3 separate regions of the Homo sapiens genome follow, and all the other regions are linked to region 2. A link is a loop called in an ENCODE intact Hi-C map of the cell type or tissue named here. Cell type or tissue: Calu3. All regions are shown on one strand. Region 1 overlaps COL11A1 (collagen type XI alpha 1 chain). Region 2 overlaps LINC01709 (long intergenic non-protein coding RNA 1709). Region 3 has its middle 440 kb from the start of OLFM3.

Region 1 (8,000 bases), 1.3 Mb after region 2:
AGGGTGGCTGACACCTGTAATCCCAGCACTTTGGGAGGTCGAGGCGGGAGGATCAAGAGGTCAGAGGATCAAGACCATTCTGACCAACATGCTGAAACCCCGTCTCTACTAAAAAACAAAAAAGTAGCCGGGCGTGGTGGCACACGCCTGTAGTCGCAGCTACTCGGGAGGCTGAGGCAGGGGAATCCCTTGAACCTGGGAGGCGGAGGTTGCAGTGAGCTGAGATGGCGCCACTGCACTCCGAGCGAGACCGTCTCAAAAAACAAAAAACAAAACAAAACAAACAAAAAAAAACCAAGAATGCAAAATAAATACAAACTCATAAAAAATGGCATTTTATCTCTCAAATTTTTTCAAGTAAAGGAAACAATACGTTATACTCAATTCTAGAAGTCATCAGGACAAATTTTTCCCAGTAGATTTTCTTAAATGTCCTCTTGGAAGCATAATGTTTGTGAAGTACCACAGAGCAAATCTGCTGCTATCACTTTGTATAAAGGATGCTGTCTTTGTCATGGCTTAAGAAATAAATGAAGCAATTAACTACAAACAAAGTGAACAACTCTGTGAGGGTCCTATATTTTAAATACTTAGTAGAAAGAAACTGCTTCTTTAGACTGCCTTATGGATTATTCATTCTACTCAGTAACCATTACGTATCAAGTTCAAATTTCAAAACATGGTCAACGGGTAGAGATAAAAATACTATCACCCTTCTAGATGAATGAAGAGAAATGATTCTTTTAATAATAATATTTTAAATTATAACAGGTACACCTCTCATTGTATGTTAATTATTTAAATAAAATTGTTTTTGAACATCTATTTTTAATATATGTTCTTATAGAGTGAGTATGAAAAACAGGCTTTGTTCCAAAATGTTATTTTCTCAAATAGCTTTCTTCCAACTGAGGGAGACTTTTTCCAGGTTGGCTAGTTACTTCAGGAGAAAGGTTCTTGGTGGTGCCAGAACCATCTTTGCTCCCTTAAGTCATGTGTATTGACATCCTGGGTGCCCTGTAAATTAACAACTCTAATTAAAATCCGTTATGCTACTTCACAACATCATGGCTTGCTCAGTGACTTCTTCAGGTTTTCCAGGGCTACTACTGCCATCCTCTTCTTCAAAAAACAAAACTGGAGTGTTTTTAACCAAGGACCCAAAACATTCTTGGATGTCATTTAACCATGGCTTCTTTAAAAAACATATATTACATACCCACGTATCATTTACTAGGTGTATACTAATGCTAAGACTTAGTTTTGCCCTCAGTTTGGAGGTGACATACAGAAATAAGTATTTAGTTGATTGGTAGTAGACTTCATTGAGGTCCAGTTTTACAAAATAGCAAATAAAACAATTTCTGTGCCTTATCACTGGTTTGATATATTTGGCAATAAACTTGCTTTCAATTCTGGGCAATAATAAAAGTTTTATAGAGAGGATGACAGCTGAAGGATATCAATTATGTCTGGCTTTTTTTTCCACCATACTAAAGTGCTTCTTAAATGATGTACTTTGCCACTAATACAAGACTTACTTTTTTTTAACAAAGCTGTAAATATAAGATTAAATATCTCATATTTGCTGACATAGATAACACATTCATTGCAAAATATTATAATACTTTAAAATAGCGATCTTAGGTCTAAGCGATCACATCCTGGGAAGAATGCAACATAATATTTAATGGCTTTCCTAGATAGACTGAGGGAGTAGTGTTAATATACTGCATTAAGAATTGGTGTCATTATCATTTTTCTTGATTTAAGTATGTACTTCTAATATCAAGCAATTAGCCCTAAATAAATATAAAGGCCACAAACTATTAACCAATGAAATAAGCAGACTAATTACCAAATAATTTCACGGTATCTATGTAAAAGTAATAATTTTTTCATCAAAATAGGCTTCCCAGGCTTCCCCTTTGATCTAGCTGGTACAGGACAGAGAGAACAAATTCATCTAAATGAGGGTATGCAGATTTGGCGAGAAAATCTGTGAAAACTTGTAGGTAATTGTTTAAGGATGTTTTCTCACTTCTCATTGGCACTGAGTTTTGACTTTTTCTATTCTAAATAGAATGTTTCTCATACTAGTCATGCTATAATTCTTAATCATTTCAAGTTAATGTGTTTTTTAAATGGATGGCTGCATATTCCCAAAATATGCCGATATGGGCATGATATTAACAGAATCTGAAGGGAATATTTAGATCCATATATATATATGTCTGTGTGAATATACATCATATATATATAAAATTTTTTCCTGCTATGATGAAGGAGATGAACCAATTAATTTACAGGAAGAGGTTTTTTCTATCTCTCTACCCCAACTTCTTCTTTCTATATCAAACAGATGAAGCCAATTCTGTCCCAAACTGCATAAAACTGCATACTAGAGAAATGGGGTATTTTTATTTCATGCTCTAATGTTTCACTTGTTAGAGAAACATAGTATAAAAATCACTTTGTTTATCAGTGAAAGAAATACTCCTTCTTGTCTCTCCTACTAGAATGCATGCTTCTCAAGTGTAGGCATTTATTATGCTTCTGATACCTCTTACAGACAAAATGCATGCACGATCAATGGCTCAAAACATGTTGAAAGACACATAACACAATGGGCTGAAAAAGTCTGATAAAAAAATGAGTCAAATGGGTTTCTTTGACAATGAAACAATATTACATGAGCCAAGCAGTTCTCAACAATACATACAAACATAAATGGTACAATACTGAGGTTATATACGTCACTAAACTTTATGTTCCTAAACAATAATCTAATATACAGCTTAAAATAATTATAAGAATGTTTATAAAAATATACATACAGTGACTTTTGAAACTGTTTTCATTTCTCTGTGAAACTTTGCAGAGTCTTCATGTTACATTTGGAGCAAAACTGACATAGTAGGTAAGCATTATATGCAGGTAGTACCAAGGTTACTTTATATTTAACACTAGCCATATGTATCGATCTTTCTATAACCTTGTAATACAGATAACAATACTTTCCTAATATCTTTGCAGTAATAATGCAAAACTCTTCAGTGGTAAATAATAATTTAAGCAGGGTCTAAAAATTATTGTAAAAAGTTAAGGATTGTCTTAATATTTGATGTTTAATTATTTCAAAATAAATAATTCACCAATATGACTTGTGTGCACATTAAAGTATGGGTAGTATTGTTCATCTGGACTAGCACAGAGGTTCACACACTTTAACATGCATCAGAACTGTCTAGAGGGTGTTTTAAAATATAGACTTGGCCCCTGCCCCTCTCCAGAATTGTGATTTGGTCAGTGGAACATTTCTAACAATATCCCAAGAGCTGTGGATGCTGCTGGGCCAGGGACTACATTTGAGAACCACTGTCCTAGACAGGTGGGTAAGCTGACTCCCACTCTCTTAAAGAAACTGAGGAGGTTGCAAAACAAACAAACAAAAACAAAAAAGACCCCAGTATGTTCTATGTCCCCACAAATATTTAAATATGAAAACAAAGTATTTCAATTAACTTTATGAAGATGCTTGATGAACATTCAAGTGTTGCTCTAAACACATTTCATAAAAGGGTTAAGATTTAATGAGAATTCTCATTACATTTTCTAAAAAGAAGGGATTATAGAGACAGATATAATATTAATATAAATAGATTTTAGCATGACTTAAGTAATATCACAATGTTGGAGGGATTTAGGAAGTGATATTTGAAGAAGGTTATTTTGATGATGGAAGATAAAGATAAATTCGAATATACCAAATATTTAAGAGTTGATAACAATTTGTAATGTCATCAATTATATTCATTGCAGTAAAGGAGCAGCTGAGAGAATGATATTCATGTTTTTCTAGTCTTCGGTATACTGTCAAAAAATACTTAATAAGAGATGTTGAAATTATATTCAGAAACGATCTATGAACCTTATAAATTAAAAATGTCTACTTTCTTTGACATCAATTGTAATTTTACAGAGATTTTATCAATATTATATCTAACAAATATATAAATGTAAGCTGTGACTCTCAAAAATGTAAAAATATCAAATGAAGAAAGAGAAAGAGAAGCTCTGACACTTACAGGAGGGCCTTTTGGTCCAGGGAATCCAACTGGACCCTGAGGTCCTTGAGGACCCTGGAAATAAAAAGCAGTGGGGAGAAGTTAACAATATGCCTTAGAAGATGCATCTTTATACTTTGAGGTTTATTTACATAGACAAAATACAATGTATCATACAGCTTCTTCATCACAGTGACAGAACTATGGTAATACAACACGATAGTAAGTGCTAATCTAAAAGTAAAATGGATACATTTTCACACTATTTCTACTCAAAACTACACATCACATCAATGTTACCTCAGGAACACTGTAAATATTTAGAATTCATATCAATTAAAAGTGAATAGAACATGTAAGTATTGAGAAGTTCTGCAGTGTCTTTACTTTTAACATTGGCTAGAAACATTCATACAAGGAAGATATTTTGATTCAATTCAATTCCACAGCCCCGCTTAAAAAAAAAAAAAAAAACTGTTTTAAAACTTATTCTATCTTCTATCCCTGTTCTGTATCTAGCCGTATATTCCAAAACTAAAAGAGAAAGTATGTGACTATCTCAAAAAGACCACAGAAGATGCCTTTATTCTCCATATCTAAAATATATTTATTTTGGATGATGTCAATATATTTTTTACTCATGTATAAATTTCTTTTGTAGATAAGGTAAAAATAACTTTATTGTGTAGTTATTAACGTTCAGTCCAAATAAAAATTATAATATCATTCTTGGCTTGATTTTTAATTAACTATATTATTCATCTCTCAAATTTACCTATTTTTAAAAAGTGCATAAAGTCCCATTACAGTGACTCCATTGTTGGCAGAAAAAGTAATTGGTAAGAGATAATCCTCTATATGCCCAGAACGTAATAGTTACATTTATTTAAGAAGATTTATGAAAGATAACATAAGTAAAATGTCTTAAGTAATACATTTAGGGTAGGATTTATGTATTTTTCTAATCAAAAATAGAGTTTACTGAAGTTGGCCTTCAATAGAATTTACTCTTTCTATTTATCAATCTAGCCTTCCCAAGAAAAATCTCATTACCATTCATAAGCCAATGTTAGTTCAGAAATCATCACAAGTTTTTATTATTACCAGCATCTTATATTTAAAAAGTAACTTCAAAGTTATATATAAAGTTAACAAAAATAGATTTCACATGAAACTACCAAAACTACTGGGCAAATCTTAGGAACTTACAAAATTTTAAACTCTTATTAAACTATGACACTATGATTCCTAAATAAAAATCCATTTTAAGTACAAATTTTTAAAAATAGTATTCTTTTGGTTATGTAGCAAACTATTTTCCTGATTTATTAAAATGTCATGTTTTTGCTTCCTAAAATTTTGCTGCCTTTCAAATGCAATTTGAATTTAAAATCTTTTAAGAAAGAAACATTCCAAAAATCATTACTTTAAAATAAAAATGAAAAATTGAGTCTTTATAAAATTTCACAGAAAACGTTGGCTTTTTTTTTTTTTTTTTTTTTTTTTTTGAGACAGAGTCTTGCTCTGTTGCCCAGGCTGGAGTGCGGTGGCACGATCTTGGCTCACTGCAACCTCCGCCTCCTGGGTTCAAGCAATTCTCCTGCTTCAGCCTCCTGAGTAGCTGGGATTACAGGCACCCACCACCATGCCCAGCTAATTTTTGTGCTTTTAGTAGAGGCAGGGTTTCACCATGTTGGCCAGGCTGGTCTCGAACTCCTGACCTCAGGTAATCTGCCCACCTCTGCCTCCCAAAGTGCTGGGATTACAGGTGTGAGCCATCGCGCCTGGCTGGCGTATTCTTTTCCTAATAATCAAAATAGTTTCCAGGTGGGATTTTAAGAAATCCATAATGACTCAGTGTACAGATGGTGTTGAAACCAGATGACTAGATAAAATATCCAGTGCCTAAATTTGAGCTTTAAATAAATAATGAATAATTTTAATATGTCCTAAATATCATGAGACATAGTTGTGACAAAAATGACTTATTCTTTATATAAAATTCAAATTTATCCAGGTGTCTTGGTTCTGTTGTTCCATTTTTGTTTTGTTTTCACTTAATTTGGTAACCTTAGACCTAACTAAAAGATATATTTAACCTTTAATAACCAGCATCCATGATCTGCAAATTATGATTATGAGGGATTACATTTAATTTGTAGAATACTTTAATAAAAGTTTATGTATACATATATATATGCATGCCATGTATAACTGTATAGTTAAATATAAATATAATGATCATGAGAGAGTCCTTTGAAATGGGCAAAAATAGTTATTTCATTTTCTAATCCAATGGTACTACAGAACTAATTCCCTGAACTTTCCCCAACTCATATATTTTGAGGAAAATATTTTATGGCATTACTTTTGCCATTTTTCAACTGTGTGCTCAAGACGTGAACTAAATAGTTTAAGATAATTAAAAATTCTTGGCAGAAAATGAAGGCATACTTGGGATGAAATGTCTCATCAACCACAAGGAACATAGGAAATATGTTCTTCCTGTATAGACATTGAAAACATATATGAATAGTTATTGAAAATGAATCCACCTAGATTACTAAAACAACAAAACAAAACAAAAATTCCCAAGAGGTACTTGTCTCACTCTCAAAGTGTTTTTAAAAGTAATCATACTGTTGGATGACAGTATTGCTGTTTTTCAAATTAAAATGCAGTATCAGCAAAAGCATATTCACTTGTAAGGAAATATTATTGATCATAACATTTTGGAAGACAAAACCAAATGCATGAGAGAATCAGTGGTGCTCTAAAAACAAAACTCACAGTTGTGCTAATTTTTGTTAAATTGTTCTACTCCATTTAATTATTTAGCCTTTTTAATTAATTTAAATGTCCCTTATTAAAATGACTGACCATAAAATACTTCAAATGAATGTATTATTTATGAGCTCAAAAATTACAGGATAGACTTAATTTGGGAACAGTTCATCGAGAGTGAGAAACATTTAGCGGAAAATTAATTAAATATGAGCCAAAGACTTAACACAACTCTAATTAAATGTTTATTCTTGTGTGTTATCTACTCCCATTTTCGTCACAAATAAAAACTCAAGTTTTGCTCATTGCTCCTACTCAAATAAAAATTATTCATTTTCAATTTTAGGTTATGCATTGCAAGGTATTTCTGTCTTGTGTAAAATGCCTATTATACATTTCAAATCATAATATACAAAAATATATTAACCTGACTCCATAATACTGAAAATTATTATAGAATATGAAGAAATGATTCTAATTTTTTAAAGGAATACAGATTATAATACTTAAACTTATATCAGGAGGATAGCTTTTTTAAAAATCTGGCTACAAAAATGTTATATTTTGCCAAAAAATCCAAACAAAGGGCATGCTTGTTCATATGTATTTGGCTACATCTTACATCAATTAAAAATCAATTTACTAAATAGCTATTCTATTTACTGGAATAGATGTTTTATCTTGAGTTGAATGTATATTGATTCTGGCTTAATGGCTACTAGTAGCTTGTTTTTTACCAGCATAATTTTGCTGCCAGCTCTGTGAACAAAATGAGTATCAATATGGAAAGCAAGCTGATTGGAGAAGAGGGCAAAGATGTTTCAAGTGTATTTAAAATTTAAAAAATATCTATTTTTGTCTTGACTATAAGAGTGATATCTTAGTCCAGTTACACACATTTTTCTCATTTCTATAACAAAATTAGTAGAACATATTGATTAAGCTTTTTTATTGGTGAAGAGGAATAAATTAAAAAATAAGCGTTTTTAAATTCAGACTAGATTTTGTGGATAGACATGCACATGTATTAGCAGACATATATCTTTTCTCTGAAATCTAAATACTTGCAGAAATACTAATTTTCATTTTATATTATGTGGCTGTATCATACGTACTCTTTCACCTGGAGGGCCAGGAGGGCCATCGCCA
Region 2 (8,000 bases):
CTTTTATGTTTGTTCATCAGGGATATTGGCCTGTAGTTTTCTTTCTCTCTTTTTTTTTTTTATGTTCTTACTTGGTTTTGCTATTAGGGTAATGATGGCTTCAAAGCACAAATGTGAAAGTATTTTCTCCTCTTCAAAGTTTTTGGAGTTTAAGTAGAATTGGTATTAGCTCTTTAAAAGTTTAGTGGAATTCACTAATAAATCCAGCAGGTCCTGGGCTTTTGTTTGGTGAGACAATTTTTATTACAGCTTTGATCTTATTATTTGCTATTAGTATGTTCAGATTTTCTATTTATTCATGGTTCAATCATGGTAGGTTGTATGTGTCCAGAAGTTTATTTGTTTATTCTAGGTTTTCCAATTTATTGGCATATTTATTGTTTCTTTATTGATTTTTTTTTTTTTTTTTTTGCCTGGATGGTATGCCCATTGCTAAAAGTGGGGTGTTGAAGTTCCCTACTGTTATTGTATTGCAGTCTGTCTCTCCCTTTAGATCTATTAATGTTTGATTTACATATTTGGATGATCCAGTGTTGGGTGTATATATACTTACAATTGTTATATTTTTATTATGAATTAACTTTTTTGTCATTATATAATAGTAATCTCTACTGATCATTTTTTATGTCTGTGCTATCAGTTGTAATGTCTCTTTTTCATCTCTGATTTTATTAATTTGGGTCTTCTCTCTTTTTTTCTTAGTGTATGTAAAGTTTTGTTGATTTTGTTTATCTTTTCAAAAAACTAACTTTTTAAAATTTATCTTTTGTATTGTTTTGTAGTCTCGATTTCATTTATTTCTTCTGTGATCTTTATTATTTATTTTCTCCTACTAATTTTGAGTTTGGTTTGTTCTTGATTTTCTGGTTCCTTAAGGTGAATCATTGTCTTGCTTATTTGAACTGTTTCTGCTTTTTTAATGTAGATGTTTATTGCTATAAACTCCTCTAGTACTACTTTTGCTGTATCTTGTAGTTTCTGGTATGTAGTGTTTCAATTTTTCATTTATTTCAAAAACTTTCAAAGTTTCCTTCTTAATTTCTTCTTTGACTCATTGGTAATTCAGGAACATGTTGTTTAATTTCTATGTATTTGTAAGATTCCTAAAGTTTTTCTTGTTATTGAATTCTGTTTTTACTCAATTGTGGTCAGAAAAGATACTTGATATGATTTAAACTTTTTTGAATTTATTGAAACTTGTTTTGTGGCCTAACATATGGTTATTCTGCAGAATGATCCATGTTCTAATGAGAAGAATATGTATTCTGTAAATGTTAGGTCCTTTTGGTTTAGAGAATAGTTGTAACTTAAATGTTTCTTTGTTGATTTTTTTTTTTTGTCTGGATGGTATGTTCATTGCTAAAAGTGGGGTGTTGAAGTTCCCTGCTATTATTGTATTGCAGTATATCTCTCCCTTTAGATCTATTAATATTTGATTTATATATTTGGATGCTCCAGTGTTGGGTGCATATATATTTATAATTTTTATATTTTTATTATGAATTGACTCTTTGTCATTATATAATGACCTTTTCTGCCTTTTTTCATAGTTTTTGAGGTAAAGTATATTTTATCTGATATATGTATAGCTTTTCCTTCTCTTCTTTGGTTTTAATTTATATTGAATATCATTTTCCATCCCCTTACATTCAGTTTATGTGTTTCTGTACAGATGAACTGAGCTTTTTGTGGGCAACATATTATCAAGTCCTTTTTTTTAAATCTATTAATCCACTCTGTGTCATTTAATTGAAGAATTTAGTCAATTTGCATTTAATTTTATTATTGATAGGTAAGTACTTACTACTGCCATTATGTTACTTGTTTTCTGGCTCTTTTGTTACTCCTGTATTCAATTCTTCTTTTCCTACTTTCTTCCTTTGTGGTTAAGTGATTTTCTCTGGTAATATATTTTAATTCACTACTTTTTATTTTTAGTGTATCTCTTAGAGGTTTTTGCTTTGTGGTTACCATGTGGATTACAGAAAAACATCTTTTAGTTATGAAAAGTAAAATAATAATGATGCGTTTGATCTAAAAAAATAAAAACAAATAATAAACTATAATACTACATATTTTATCTCAATTTCCACAACACTTTGACTTTTTGTTGTCTCAATTTATGCATTTTTAACATGGCTTATCTCTTATATTGTGGTAGTTATTATTTCTGATAGATTTGTCTTTTTATCTTAATACTAAATATATGAGTAGTTTACATATCACAATTACAGTATTAAACTATTTTAATGTGTCTATGTACTTACTTTTACCACTGAGTTTTATACCTTCAGATTTTTTCTTGTTGAACATTAGCATCTTTTTCTTTCTAATTGAAAAACTTTAACATTTCTTCTAAGACAGGTCTGATGTTGATTAATTCAGCTTAGTTTTTTCTGAAAGTCTTTATCTCTCCTTCATATGTAAACGATAGTTTTGCTGAATACAGTATTCTTGGTGGACAGTTTTACTGCTTTCACACTTTGAATGTGTCATCCCACTTCCTCCTGGCCTGTAAAGTTTCTGCTGAGAAGTCTATTGCCACATGAATCAGAGCTCCCGAATACGTTATTTGCATCTTTTTCCTTTAGAATCCTCTCTTTGTTCTTAACCTTTCTGAGTTCAATCATTATATGTCCTGAGGTATACTTATTTGGGTTGAATCTCTTTGGTGACCTTTGATTTTCCTATATCTAGATACTTATATCTTTCTGTAGGATTGGAAAGTTTTATTTTATTATTTCTTTGAATAAACTTCTGACTCCTTACAATTTTTCAGTTCCCTTTCAAAGGCCAGTCACTCTTAGATTTGCTCTTTTGAGATTATCCTCTAGCTCTTGTAAGTATTTTTCATTCTTTTTTCCTCTGACTGTGTATTTTCAAATCTCCTGTCTTTGGGCTCACTTATTCTTCTGCTTGATTAATTCTAATATTAAGATCCTTCAATAGATTTTCCAGTTTAACTTGTATTTCTTACCTCCAGTATATCTGTTTCGTTTTTAAAAATTATTTCAACCTCTTTATTAAATGTATTTGATAAATTTCTGAATTGCTTTTCTGTGTTACCTTGGAGTTCACTGAATTTCCTCAAACCTGTTATTTTGAATTATTGATCCAAGAGCTCACACATTGTCATTTCATTGGGATCAGTCACTGCCTTCTTGTTTTTTACATTTAGGGAGTTCATGGTTCCTCATTTGCTCTTATTTCTTATAAACCTCTGTTTATATCATTGCACTGAAGGATTAATCATTTACCTCCGTCTTTACTGTTTGGCTTGATTTATTTTTTCTAGTGCATGTCTCTGCATAGGTATTGTGTTGATTGAGTTCCCCTGGCCCGAGATTGCTGCCTCTTTTATGGCACTAGATGGCTCCCTAAGCCTAGGTTTGCCGTGGCTCTTGCAAAAGTTAGTCTGCCCTTCCTGAATATTGGGGGATCCCAAAGATTACCCCTGGCTTTTCGGGAAGGCTGGCTAGATGTTTGTGGCCAGAGGACCCATGGAGCATGTACCCTACAGTATTATGCTGCTAAACAGCCTCCCTGATTTTGCCAAGTCAGAGAATAGCCACCTTTTTTTTGGCCAAGTCAAACAATAGCCACCACATTTTATGAGCTGAATGTTACTAGCCCCACCCTACTCTTTTTCTCTAGCTGCCCTCAGGAATTTTTGCCCTACAGGCCATTTACAATGCTTCCCATGGGTTGTGGCAGGAATGGTTATCATGCAAAACACAAAAACAAAAACCCCAAGATGATGGGGAACTTGGCTGTCTGCCTTGATTTTACTTTTCCCAGTGTAGAAACTGGAGTGTAGGGTGACTTTTCTGTGTGGTACCTAGCAGCTTCAGGAAGGGGCATTGCAGTTAGAGTGGTCCATTTCTTTTATCATCTGCTGGCAGATTTTCGCTTCTTTGTGATCCCAGTGATTGTCACAGACTTAATTTTGAGTTCTGAGATATTTCTGGTGATCACCTTGGCACTAGGTGGTTGGTTTTGTTTTTGGAGGGGGAGAACAACCAAGAAAGCCAGATCGCTTCTACTCTTTTATTTTGGTGATCTCTCTCTCTCTTTCTCTCCTATGCATCACTGTCACTTTTGATATAGAGTTTTTGAAACTGTCTTCTGACATTGTAATTTTTCTGATTAATAGCATAATTGTTTATGTTTGATAAGTTAAAATATAGAAAAGCACAAAATGATAAAAAGATAATCTGCAATCTTAACATCATGAGTTAGTCACCCAACCATTTTAGCGTTTATCTGCCAATCTCATAATTAACTAGTTGCTCCTTTTTGATGCATTATACTTTTAGCACATAGAGAAACTAGTTTTTGGCCCCTCTGAGCTTTTCCAGACCCCCTTTATGAAACCCTTTGGTCCTCGGCCTTGGTTGTTGGTACTGGTACAAGAAGAGGCATTTTTCCTTTGTTTTCAGTTTGCAGAACATCATGCTGGCAAGTGTCAAAGATAAAGTGGTAAGGACAAATGTTTTTCATCAATAACCTTTGGTAAAGAAGAAAAAATACTGTTTTTCCTCTACCCCTCTTAGGTTCATTGGCTGGAGCCTTGAGAATTAGACTGACAAAAGACAGATAAATAAACAGATTTATCAACAAATGTATGTGCATACCCATGGGAGTACTCAAACATGAGTAATTGAAAGAGGTGGTGCTACGGTTTGAACACTTCTGTTCCCTCTAAAATTAATGTTGAAACTTAATCCCCAAGGAAACTATATTAACAGCGTGGGCCTTTAAAAGGTAATTAGATCATGAAGGCTCCACCTTTATGAATGAGTATAACCTCATAAAGGAGATAAAGATAACTAGCTTTACCATTTTTGCTCTTTGGCCCTTCTCCACATGGGGACATAACATTCACCCCTTCAGAGAATATAGCATTCAAGTTGTTATCAAAAAACATCTTAGACTTCCCAACCTCTGGAGCTGTGAGAAAATAAATTTCTTTTCTCTAGCCAGTCTGTGATATTTCATTATAGCAATATTAATAGACTAAGACAGGAGTTAGAACTTGGGCTTGTGTAGGATCCCAACAAAAGAACAATACACATTTAGGGAATTGAGAAAACAAAAATAAAAGGACATAGAGTTTCTAGAGTGGCAAATCATGAGAAGGTAAATACATGGGGGAAACTAATGGAAGATAGGGCTAGTTAGTAAAGTTTATTGTGGAGTGTCCTCTGTTGACTTCCAGCTGACAAGGGTCTAAAATAGTCTTTGGTGATTTACTTCTGTTCTTCCTGTTACAGAAAAAAGAGGGGACATCTTTATCTTTACAAATTTATATTTTGTCTTTAGGCAAATAGGAAGAAGGCAGAAAATTTTTCTTGTATCTGCTTTTTCTCAGTTGCCTTCAGTTCAAAATAATCCTCATGCTAAAGTAGCATATTTTGAAGTGGGATAGTCTTCTATCCTTCACGTTGCAATGGGGAAGAAGTTCCAGTATTAACTCAGCTTTGATTTGTACAGAGGTACTGGACATTTTTAAGGGAGAATGAGGGAGTGAGGAAGAGGAAAAAGTGGAGGCTTGAGCAGAAATCGTGTATTTAAATTGGTGCTTATCAGGAGGAGATGTGAACTTATATTTATGACAGAAGGTAGTGGTACATGTTGGAGCAAGATGCCCATCAGGCTGGGAGAGAGAGTCAGAGTTATTTCCCTGAAGTTTGCATTTCAAAGAGACAGATCTCAGGTTCTTGAGAAGAAAGTTCTAGATGGTGGGAAACATCAGTCTCAAAAGCAGAAAGAAAGTATTATATTTACAACTTCAAGCTTTCAAGAGTAACTGCCCTAAGAGAGTATTCAGAGACCTGTCTATTACCAGGTTTTGGCTGTAACAAACAATAAATTCCCCTGGAAGCACTGAGCTTTCTGAGGCAGACACCTTAAAGGGGGTTTGGGGATCAGGTCACCCCAGAAACTGTGGTGGTGTTTGTTCAAGCCTCTTAGTGTTGGGGCAGGAAAATAATGGAATCATTTGTGCTGAGAGGCTGCAGTTTTATAGCCGAATATTGAGGTCTGGCCTAGGAGGGGGTTCAGAGGATCTTGACTAGGTTTGAACAAGGAGAGAATCTTTGTCACAAGTAAGGGAATGGTTTGGCTTATAAGTACCTGTCTTTACAGAATATACGTCAATTGACCAAAGGGATGCCAATGAAAAGTTAAAAATTCTGTTAGTTAAAAAAAAAAAAACACATGTGTAGAACTGGGGAAAAGAAGAAAGAACCAGACCAGAAAATATTTCACTAAAGTCTAGATCCAATTAGCTATACTTAATTTGTCTATAGTTGGTATCTGATATAGATGATTAATTACATCATAAATATGAAAAGAGGGAATGCAGCCATGGTTGTATTGAGAATATATAATGGGAAGGGATGGGAAAGGTGAATGGTGCTGAAATGGGAAAATTTCCCTTATCCCCCTTGCAGGGTGTATGATGAAGGTGTGGCTCACTTATTTGATGCCCCGCAGCTCAAACTTCTAGGGGGAGCATGGAGATGGTCAGGTTGTGGGGCTCTGACCTCATAGCAGTGTCTAGGGGTGAATGTTTACGGCTCCTGAAGCCCCAGTGGGTGTGTGTTACAGTGTGCTCTTTTAGTTTTGCCGTGTGTAGGCAACTTGTATTAATCAGCTCAATTAGACCCTTATCACAAGGACAAAGGGCTTTCTGTATCCCAGAGTTCTTGCCTTGGTGTGCTGGAAAAAATCAGATCACACATGGGCTTGGAGAATGAATGCAAGAATTTATTGAATGGTGGAAGTAGCTCTCAGCAGATGGATGGGGAGCCAGAAAGGGGATGGAGTGGGAAGGTGGTTTTCCCCCGGAGTTCAGTCACTCAATGGCTGCACTCTCCTCTGACCACCCTGGGCAAATTCCCCTCAGCATCCACATTGTTCCACTGGTCGATGGCCTGCTGGTGTCTGCTGTTGCCTGTTGGTGTGCTCTTCTGTTCCTCTGCTCCTCTAGACGTCTAACTGCCTGTGTGCTCTTCTGCTGGTGTGTTCCTCTCGATGTCCAGCCACTTGTGTGCATGGCCACTAGAGTCTCAGGGTTTTTATAGGCACAGGATAGGGGGCATGGCAGGTTAGGGTGGTCTTAGAAAATGCAACATTTGGGCACAAAAACAGGAGTGCCTGTCCTCACCTAGGTCCGTGGGTACAAGCTCGAGGGTGGAGCCCTCGCCAGGGACCCTGCCCTTCTTCTCCCAGCATTTTTCTGCCCTTCTCCCATACCAGTGCCACTCTTCTGCAAACTTTGATGAGAGATAATTGTGGAGAATCTGTTTAATTTGGATCTTTATGGTCACCTATCTAAAGTAAGTCTGACCCTTGAAGTTAATCTCATCTCATAGGATTTGATCATTCAACAGAGAGCAAGGATCTCAGGTACGCACATGCATGTATGTGTGTATAGGCAAATGTATTCATAATGCCATTCAGTGTGTAAGTATCTATAGATAAATTATTATTTATATTTGTGTATATTTTTTGGCTCATTAAGGACCTTTTGGGGTTAGGGGACAAACCAGGCACTCTCTCTACTTATGTATATATTAAAAATTTTTTTTGTCACTTTTTTTAAAGTATCAAATATGTTGTTTCCTTTCTTTCTTTACAAAGAGTGTAAAATTCTTCTTCTTCTTCTTCTTCTTCTTCTTCTTCTTCTTCTTCTTCTTCTTCTTCTTCTTCTTCTTCTTCTTCTTCTTCTTCTTCTTCTTCTTCTTCTTCTTCTTCTTCTTCTTCTTCTTCTTCTTCTTCTTCTTCTTCTTCTTCTTCTTCTTCTTCTTCTTCTTCTTCTTCTTCTTCTTCTTTCTTTTTTGACAGAGTTTTGCTCTTGTTGCCCAGGCTGGAGTGCCATGGTGTGATCTTGGCTCACTGCAACCTCCACCTCCCGGGTTCAAGTGATTCTCCTGCCTCAGCCTCCCAAGTAGCTGGGCTTACAGGAATGTGCCACCACGCCTGGCTAATTTTGT
Region 3 (8,000 bases), 780 kb after region 2:
TAAGTTTCCTGAGGCCCCCCCAGTCATACAGAACTGTGAGTCAATTCAATCTTTGTTTTTTAATAAATTACTCACTCCTGGGTATTTCTTTATAGCAGTGTGAAAACAGAGTAATATATGTGGTAAATAGGGACTATCAATGGAGACTTAAGTAATTTTATTCAAAAAAATTCTGGAGCTGAAAAGTATAATAACAAATAAAAACTTCACTGGAAAAGTTCAAAAGTAAATTTGGGCAGGCATAAGAAAGGATCAGAGAATTTGAAAATAAGACAGTTATAATTAACCAGTCTGAGGAGTAGAACACAAAAAGAATAGAAAAAAATGAACTAAGCCTAACAGATAAGCAGAATACTTTTAAGCATGCCAATATACATAGAATATACACGTACTGAAAATCTCAGAAGGAGAAAAGAAAGAGACAAAAATAATCTTTGAAAAAACAATGGCAAAAAAGCTCCCTAAATTTGATTTTAAAAAACTCACACAATGTACAAATTTAGGAAACTCAATGGACTCCAAGAAAGTAAATGCAAGGAGATCAACACCAAGATATATTATAATCACATTTTCAAAAATCAAAGACAAAGATAGAATCTTAAAAGCAGCGAAAGAAGCAATTCATCACTTAAGATTATCCATAATAACAGAAGATTTATTATTATAAACCATGGACATCAGAAGGATGTGAAATGACATTTTTAAAGCAAGGAAGGAAAGATGAAGGAAAGAAGGAAAGATTAAAGGAAGGAAGGGAAGGGAAGGGGAGGGGAGGCGAGGAGAGGGGAGGGGAAGGGAAGGGAAGGGAAGGAGGACCCATTAATCAACAATTCTACATCTGGCAAAACTATCTTCAAAAATAAGGAAGAAATTAAGATATAAGACAGTTTTAGATAATCAAAAGCTGAAGAAATTTGTTACTAGTCAATTTGCCCTACAAAAAATGTTAAAGGGAGAACTTAAGGTTGATTAGAAATAACAATCAACAGAAACTTAAATATCACAAGAAGAAAATAAAATACTCTGTTAAATATGACAACATAGGTAAATATAAAAAGGAGTATTGCTGTATTTTTTATTTTTAATTCCTCTATTATTTCCTAAGTGATTTCACAAATGCATTAAACAGTAATTATAAAGCTATGTTAATGAGCACACACAATAAATTGTGACAAAAACAAAATAAAGACAGAGATAAATATGAGCAGAGTTTCTGTGTGCTGTTAAGGCTAATATAATATTATTTTAAGCTAGATTATTATAAATTTAGGATATTAATATTATTTCTCATAGTAACTTCCATGAAAACATTTTAAAAATATACACACAAAGTAATGAGAAGAAATCAAAATGGTACACTACAAAAAATTAAAAACAAAAGAAGGTAAAGAGAAACAAAAAAGACATAAGAAGTACGGAAAACAAATAGCAAAATTTTAGAGGTCACTCCTTCTCCATCATTTTTTTTCAATGTAAATGGATTAAATTCTACAATCAAAAGGCAGAGTTTGGTAGAATGGATTAAAATACAACACATGCTTCACTTATATGCTGTGTAAAGTGACTCATTTTAGAGCCAAAGACACAAATAGGCTGAATGTAAGAGGATGGGGGGAAGAAAAAAAACACAAACCCTTAAACAGTATCCAAAAAAGAACTGGAGATGGCTATATAGGTTGAGTATCTCTTATCCAGAATGCTCAGGACTAGAAAAAAAATCAGATACCTGATTTTTTCAGATTTTGGTGTATTTGCATTATACTTCCTAGTTTAGTATAGCTAATCTGAAAATATGGAAATCCCAAATGCTCCGGTGAACATTTTCTTTTAACATTATGTTGAACCTCAAAACATTTCAGATTTTGGAACATTTTTTATTTCAGATTTCTAAATTAATAATACCAGACAAGATAGGCGAAAACAAAACAAAACAAAACACACACAAAAAGACTGTTACAAAACACAAAGAAGGACATTATGTAATAATAAAAAGTAAAATCATGAAGAAGATGTGACAAATGTAAGCACATATATGTTAGAGACAGACTCAAAATTTGAAGCAAACATTTATAGAATTGAAGAAGGAAACATACTACTGTCCAGTACTAGTTAAGACTTCAATTCCCCACTTTCAATAATGAATAGAACTTCTAAACAGAAAATGAATTAAAAATAGAGGACTTGAGGACTGGAACAATAGCATAAACCATCAATACCTAAAGTACACAAACAAATACACACACACTCATCAGTCTGCCCTACAATAGCACAATAAACATTTTTCTCAAAAACACATGTAATATTCTTCAAGATAAACTATATGTTAGTCCATGAAATGTCTCAATAAATTAAAAATGTTTTAATGCATACAATTTGATAACCACAATGAAATGAAGCTGGAAATCAATAACAGAAGGAATAATAAAAAATTTCCAAATATTTGAAAATTAAGCAACACACTATGATATGGTTTGGCTCTCTGTTCCCACTCAAATCTCATCTCAAACCGTAATCCCCACGTGTTGAGGAAGGGACCTTGTGGGAGGTAACTGTGATATAGGAGTTAAAAAGTAATCACTTAGGCAGATAGCAAGGGTATGGGAGTTCTCAGTGAGCCATGTTTAAACCAGTTTTCTTTCATGGAGGACTTAGACATCATGTGGTACTGGAAGAAGTCCTGGGACAACTGAGGATTTCCAATCAGGGCTACCCCTCGGTATTATCCAAAGGCTTCTGTACTTACCCCAGCCTCCAATGGCCCCAGTGCGGTGTTGGCAATGGGCTCTCCAACTTTCCTTTTGTAATTTCTTCCTTACCTGTCCAGGGCCATCGTATTTCTCATCCTTTCTATGTATTCAATGTGTGGGAAGTTTTACAGTTCGGGGACATAATCTTGTTTGGCAAGATTAAGAAATGTTGTACTAACCAGGGATATAGCTCAAGAGAAGGTGTCTGTGATTTTCTAGGAACAGAGTCCACCCCCGCTCCCAAACCAACCAAAGAGAGCATTTCTCTCTCTCAGCCCTTGGTCTGGAGAACACATGATACATCCAGGTCTCTCTCTGCCATTGGCTTGGAGAGCATATGGCATTTCCAGGTCTCTTTCTGACCTTGGCCCGGAGAGCATATGGCATGTCAAGGTCACTCTGCCCTTGGTCTAGAGAGCACATGGTATTTCAAGGTCAACAGCACCACCTAGTGGAATAGGGATCCTCTCCATGAGGCACATTGTCGGTCCTTCACTGAAACATGGTAGCCTCCCGATTCTCTCCCCTTTTTGTGGCTATTAAAAGCTAGGCTACATGCTGCTTCTGTAAATAGGAAAATTCTGCCTTCAGCAATTAGGGCTAAAATATCCTCCAAGGCCAAATTATCAAGAAAACGGCCATTTGGTCCCTATGTTCTTCTTTTTTTTTTCTGAGACGGAGTCTCCCTCTGTCGCCCAGGCTGGAGTGCAGTGGCGCGATCTTGGCTCACTGCAAGCTCCACCTCCCGGGTTCACGCCATTCTCCTGCCTCAGCCTCCTGAGTAGCTGGGACTGCAGGCGCCCGCCACCATTCCCGGCTAATTTTTTTTTGTATTTTTAGTAGAGACGGGGTTTCACCGTGTTAGCCAGGATGGTCTCGATCTCCTGACCTTGTGATCCGCCCGCCTCGGCCTCCCAAAGTGCTGCGATTACAGGTTTGAGCCACTGCGCCTGGCCCCGTACGTTCTTTTGAGGCACCTATTCGACCTCCAATTAGAGTGGTACTTCATTAGTAAGGGGATTTGAAGTTCGGGAGTTAACCAAAACCATTCTCTAAGGGTAAACGCTTCAGCACTGGTCATAATAGCAGGATACAGAGTTCAACCTAGCATGCTGTCTCCATTAAAGGGGCCTTGCCCCTAAAAACTATTACATAGTTTTTCCTGAGATCCATTTTTCAGAGAGACAGGCAGGTCACACAAGTCTAGGAAGTCAAAAGGAAATCATAAGCAGTGGACTAGAGCCACTTGGGTGGGCGTGAATAACCCCAATTGCTTAGTTTCTCTGGTTCTATGGCTGGAGGTCACGCCTACAACCAGGGGTGGAACATTCAACAAGGTGCCAGGACCCAGGAACCACAGAGGGAAAAGAGCAAGAAGAACATTTCCACTGCCTTCCTCTCCACCCTGGCTCACACCACAAGGAAGGAGACTAAAGGGGCCCCTTTTTCTCACTTCTCTTTATCAGGCTATAGATACCTGGGTATGGTGAGATAGCTCATCCTCTGTATCACCTCATAAGACAAACTCAAGCAGCTAAATCTCATCTCTTAACCTGGAAACCTGAAGCTCAAAAGGCCTGGAACCAGCTAAAGCAGGCCCTAGTAAAGGCACTGGCTCTCAGCCTCCCTGTAGGAAGGGCCTTCAATCTGTATGCATCAGAAAGGAAGGGAATGGCCTTGGGAGTCTTAACACAGGCCTGAAGACCAGCTCAACAGCCTATGAGTAACCTGAGTAAGAAACAAGATTTGGGACTAAAGGATGGCCAGCATTGCCACCGTGGCCCTACTAGTCCCAAAAGCCTTCAATTAACCCAGGAAAATGACTTAACTGTTTATACTCCGCATAATGTGGTGGGATTACTGTCCTCTAAGAGAAGCCTTTGGTTAACAGACAGTCGGCTCCTTAAATATCAAGTTCTGCTGTTAGAAGTTTTCACCATCCAGTTAAAGACTTACTCTTGCTTAAGCCCAGCCACTTTCCTCCCTGAGGGAATGGGGGAACTAGAACATGAACAAGCTGTGGTACAGACCTATGCAGCCAGGGAAGATCTCCGGAAAACCCCTAGAGAATTGAGACTGGACCCTCTTCACAGATGGAAGCTCCTTTGTAGAGCAAGGAGTCTGTGAAGCAGGATATGCAGTGGTCACTCTGAATGATGTTACTGAAAGTGTGTCTCTCTCTCCAGGCACACGCTTTTAAATAGCTGAACTGACAACCCTTACAAGAGCTCTTGAGTGAAGCAAGGGAAAGGTAGCTAACATTTACACTGACTCCAAGTATGCTTTCCTAGTTCTCCATGCTCATGCTGCCATTTGGAAAGAAAGACACTTTCTTACTGCCAATCGATCTCCTATAAAATACCATCAGGAAATTAACAGGTTTTTATCCTCAGTTTTCCTTCCATGAGAGGTAGCAGTGATGCATTGTAAGGGATATCAGAAGGGAGTGGATGAAATAACTGAAGGAAACAAGCTAGCTGATCAGGCAGCCAAGTCAGCAGCAAGAAAGCTTCATGGCATCAAAATGCTTGAAGCCTCTCTAACTTGGGAAGGCTCTATAAGAGAAATCAAGCCTCAGTATTCCCATGCAGAAATGGAGTGGGCCACTTCTCGAGGGGACACCTTCCAGCCCTCAGGAGGGCTGCAATCAGAGGATGGCAAGCTCCACTTGCCAGGCTGCAGCCAATAGAAAGTCCTTAAAATCCTTCACCGAGCTTTTCACTTGGGAAAGGATAAAACTTTCAATGTTCTCAGAGATTGTTTTCAGGAGAGACCTTACTAACAACAAAATGGGTTGTTAATGCTTGTGAAGTCTGTCTTAAAAATAATTCCCTGAACAGGCAGCTTTTTCCTCCTCAAACCCAAAGGATGGGAAGCTCTCCAAGGGAGGACTGGCAGATTGGCTTCATCCACATTCCAAAGACGAAGGCCATTCAGTACCTCCTGGTATGGGTAGATACTTTCACTAACTGGGTAGTAGCATTTCCATGCCTTACAGAGAAGTCCTCTGAGGTAGTAAAGGTGTTAGTTAATGAAATTATTCCCCCTTTTGGTCTACCTAAGTACCTCCAAAGTGACAATAGCCCCTAATTTAAGGCAGCCATCACACAGGGGTTCTCAAAGGCACTAGGCATACAGTATCATCTCCATTGCACCTGGAGACCCTAGTCTTCAGGAAAGATAGAGAAGACAAATGATATCATCAAAAGACATCTCAGGAAACTGTCCTAAGAAACTCACTCTCCTTGGGTTACTTTTCTTTCCACGGCTTTACTGCCGGTAAGAAACACCCCTTCCAAGTTAGGTCTAAGCCCTTTTGAGACGCGTACAGACAGCCTTTTCTCATCAATGATTTCTTAATAGACAAAGAGACCTCTGAATTGGTTAAGCATGTAACCCCTCTGGCTTGCTTTCAACAGGAATTAACTCAACTAGCAGAAACCCAACCCCAAGAAGTAGGACCACCTTTATTTAACCCAGGATATTTGGTATTTGTAAAAGCTCTCCCTTCTCTCTCTCCTTCCCTAAGCCCAAGCTGGGAAGGGAATTAAATCATTCTCCTTTCAACCCCCTTAGCAGTAAAAGTTCCAGGTATCAATTCCTGGATGTATCAACTCAAGTCAAAGCCTGGAAAGCTGAGTGAGCAACCCCTGACAGCCCAGAGGAACATCCTGGATACCAATGTGAAGAAATAGGAGACCTTAAGCTGAAAATCATGAAAGATAAGCAAATGAGCAAGAGCTATTTATTCTACTCAGTTCCACCTCTACCATTTAGTTATTTCTATTTTTTTCTCAAGATTTACTGTCAAATACTGGAGCTTCTTTTTGACACAAAATTGTAGGGATAATAGTTACAAGAAGGGAACATGAAAATTTTATTATCACTGAGTCTGCTAGGACTTGTTATTGGGTTTAATGATACAGCACATTCTTTAGCTCCTCCAGTATCAACCATGGCCCACTTGTACAACAAGACTAATTTCTGGGTCTGTTCTGAGCAGTTTGCTCAGTTCAGTAAAAATAAGAAACTTCTCAATAACCCAGAACTTACTGTCTTAGGATTCTCTTTGTTAGCCTAACCTTTGACCCTTAAAGACTTATCAGGCATAAATTGGATATAGTATGGGAACACTTTCAACTGGGTAACTAACTCCTCTCAGGAAAACATTCTGCCTCCAGAACCAAATAACACTTTCCCCACAGATAAGCTTCACAACCTCTGGCTGGGAAAAGCTGACCAGGTAATAGCAAATGCCTCCCACTGCTTTAAAAGCAGTGGGGAAGGACATTATTGGGGAGATCTCAAATATTGTAACATCACACTTGCAATTTCTGATAGTTCAAGTATTTGGAAAGTCACAGGTTCCCAAGAAAGTGTAATAAGCATGATCTAATAAATCAGAAGCCCTTTTGGGGGGTTCTCAGAATATAGCCTCTCCTTCTGCTTGAAAATCCTGATGGGAATAGCATGCTCTAAGTAACCGCCTTTACTATAATGTAAAGAATAACATATAGGCCTTTCCAAACATGCCCTCACATGGAATTCCAGACCCTTGTATGATGTTTGCTAATAGTAGCAGCCTACAAATCTGTGGGCAAAGTGGAGTTGTCTGGACAAACAGCCCTTGCCACGAGGATCATCTGAGATATTGGCCAGGGCATATTATGTCCCTAATATTTTTAAACTCCATTTTTCAGGTGGACCCTTCTCATTTAGCATGTAAGATTCAAAATGGCGTTGTGAATGACTATATGGATATCCCTATCCTAAAGATGCTCCTATTATATGTAAGGGGGTAAGGCTCCTAAGATATGAGAAAGATCTGTGTGTGCCCTTCAAAGGTCACAACTTAGAACCACCCTTTCAAGGGACAGGACTATATTTCCTTTGTGGCTCCTGGCTACACTTAATTCTCCCTAGGTACTGGAAAGGAACCTGCACTATAGTAGCAGTGATCCCCAACCTATTATTTTTAAATTCCACTGACATGACCACATCATTTGGGGACATCCCTAACCTAGGTTCCTTTTTAGAAATTGCATTATCTCGGAGAGGCCAAACAAAAAGATCCATCATTTCCATGCCCTCATATGGAGATTTAACTGAAAGAGAAGATTTGGGAGGGCAAGAACTTGACAATCCCATCTTAGAAAACCATGGCTGGGGACTTCTATAAACAGAGACCTCTTCTGGTTTGCTGGTATTCCTCTCCTTGAAAGGTCAGTACTTAATATTTCCATTTGGATGCAA

The links. A loop is a pair of places that touch in the nucleus more often than their neighbours do. Peaks named below come from ENCODE experiments on the same cell type or tissue, not always from the same donor. Only the 100,000 strongest peaks of a DNase experiment are listed, where the experiment ranks them.
Region 1: a loop joins it to region 2, with 5 times the contacts of the local background. A loop is called at or near these places in 4 of 110 quality-filtered maps.
Region 3: it touches region 2 in a loop (6-fold over the local background); 7 of 110 quality-filtered maps call a loop at or near these places.

Annotation. Positions count from the first base shown.
Region 1 is chr1:102,970,742-102,978,741 of GRCh38, forward strand. It overlaps COL11A1 (collagen type XI alpha 1 chain), which reads right to left. Exons shown (of 67, transcript NM_001854.4): 35 at 7,967-8,000; 36 at 4,089-4,142. Among named protein-coding and RNA genes, the nearest start is that of COL11A1, 130 kb to the right of the region's middle. In Calu3, no CTCF peak of the experiment used is centred here; no DNase peak of the experiment used is centred here.
Region 2 is chr1:101,650,199-101,658,198 of GRCh38, forward strand. All of the region lies in intron 2 of LINC01709 (long intergenic non-protein coding RNA 1709), which reads left to right. Among named protein-coding and RNA genes, the nearest start is that of LINC01709, 15 kb to the left of the region's middle. In Calu3, no CTCF peak of the experiment used is centred here; a DNase peak (open chromatin) is centred at 3,353.
Region 3 is chr1:102,431,486-102,439,485 of GRCh38, forward strand. No RefSeq gene overlaps it. Among named protein-coding and RNA genes, the nearest start is that of OLFM3, 440 kb to the left of the region's middle. In Calu3, no CTCF peak of the experiment used is centred here; no DNase peak of the experiment used is centred here.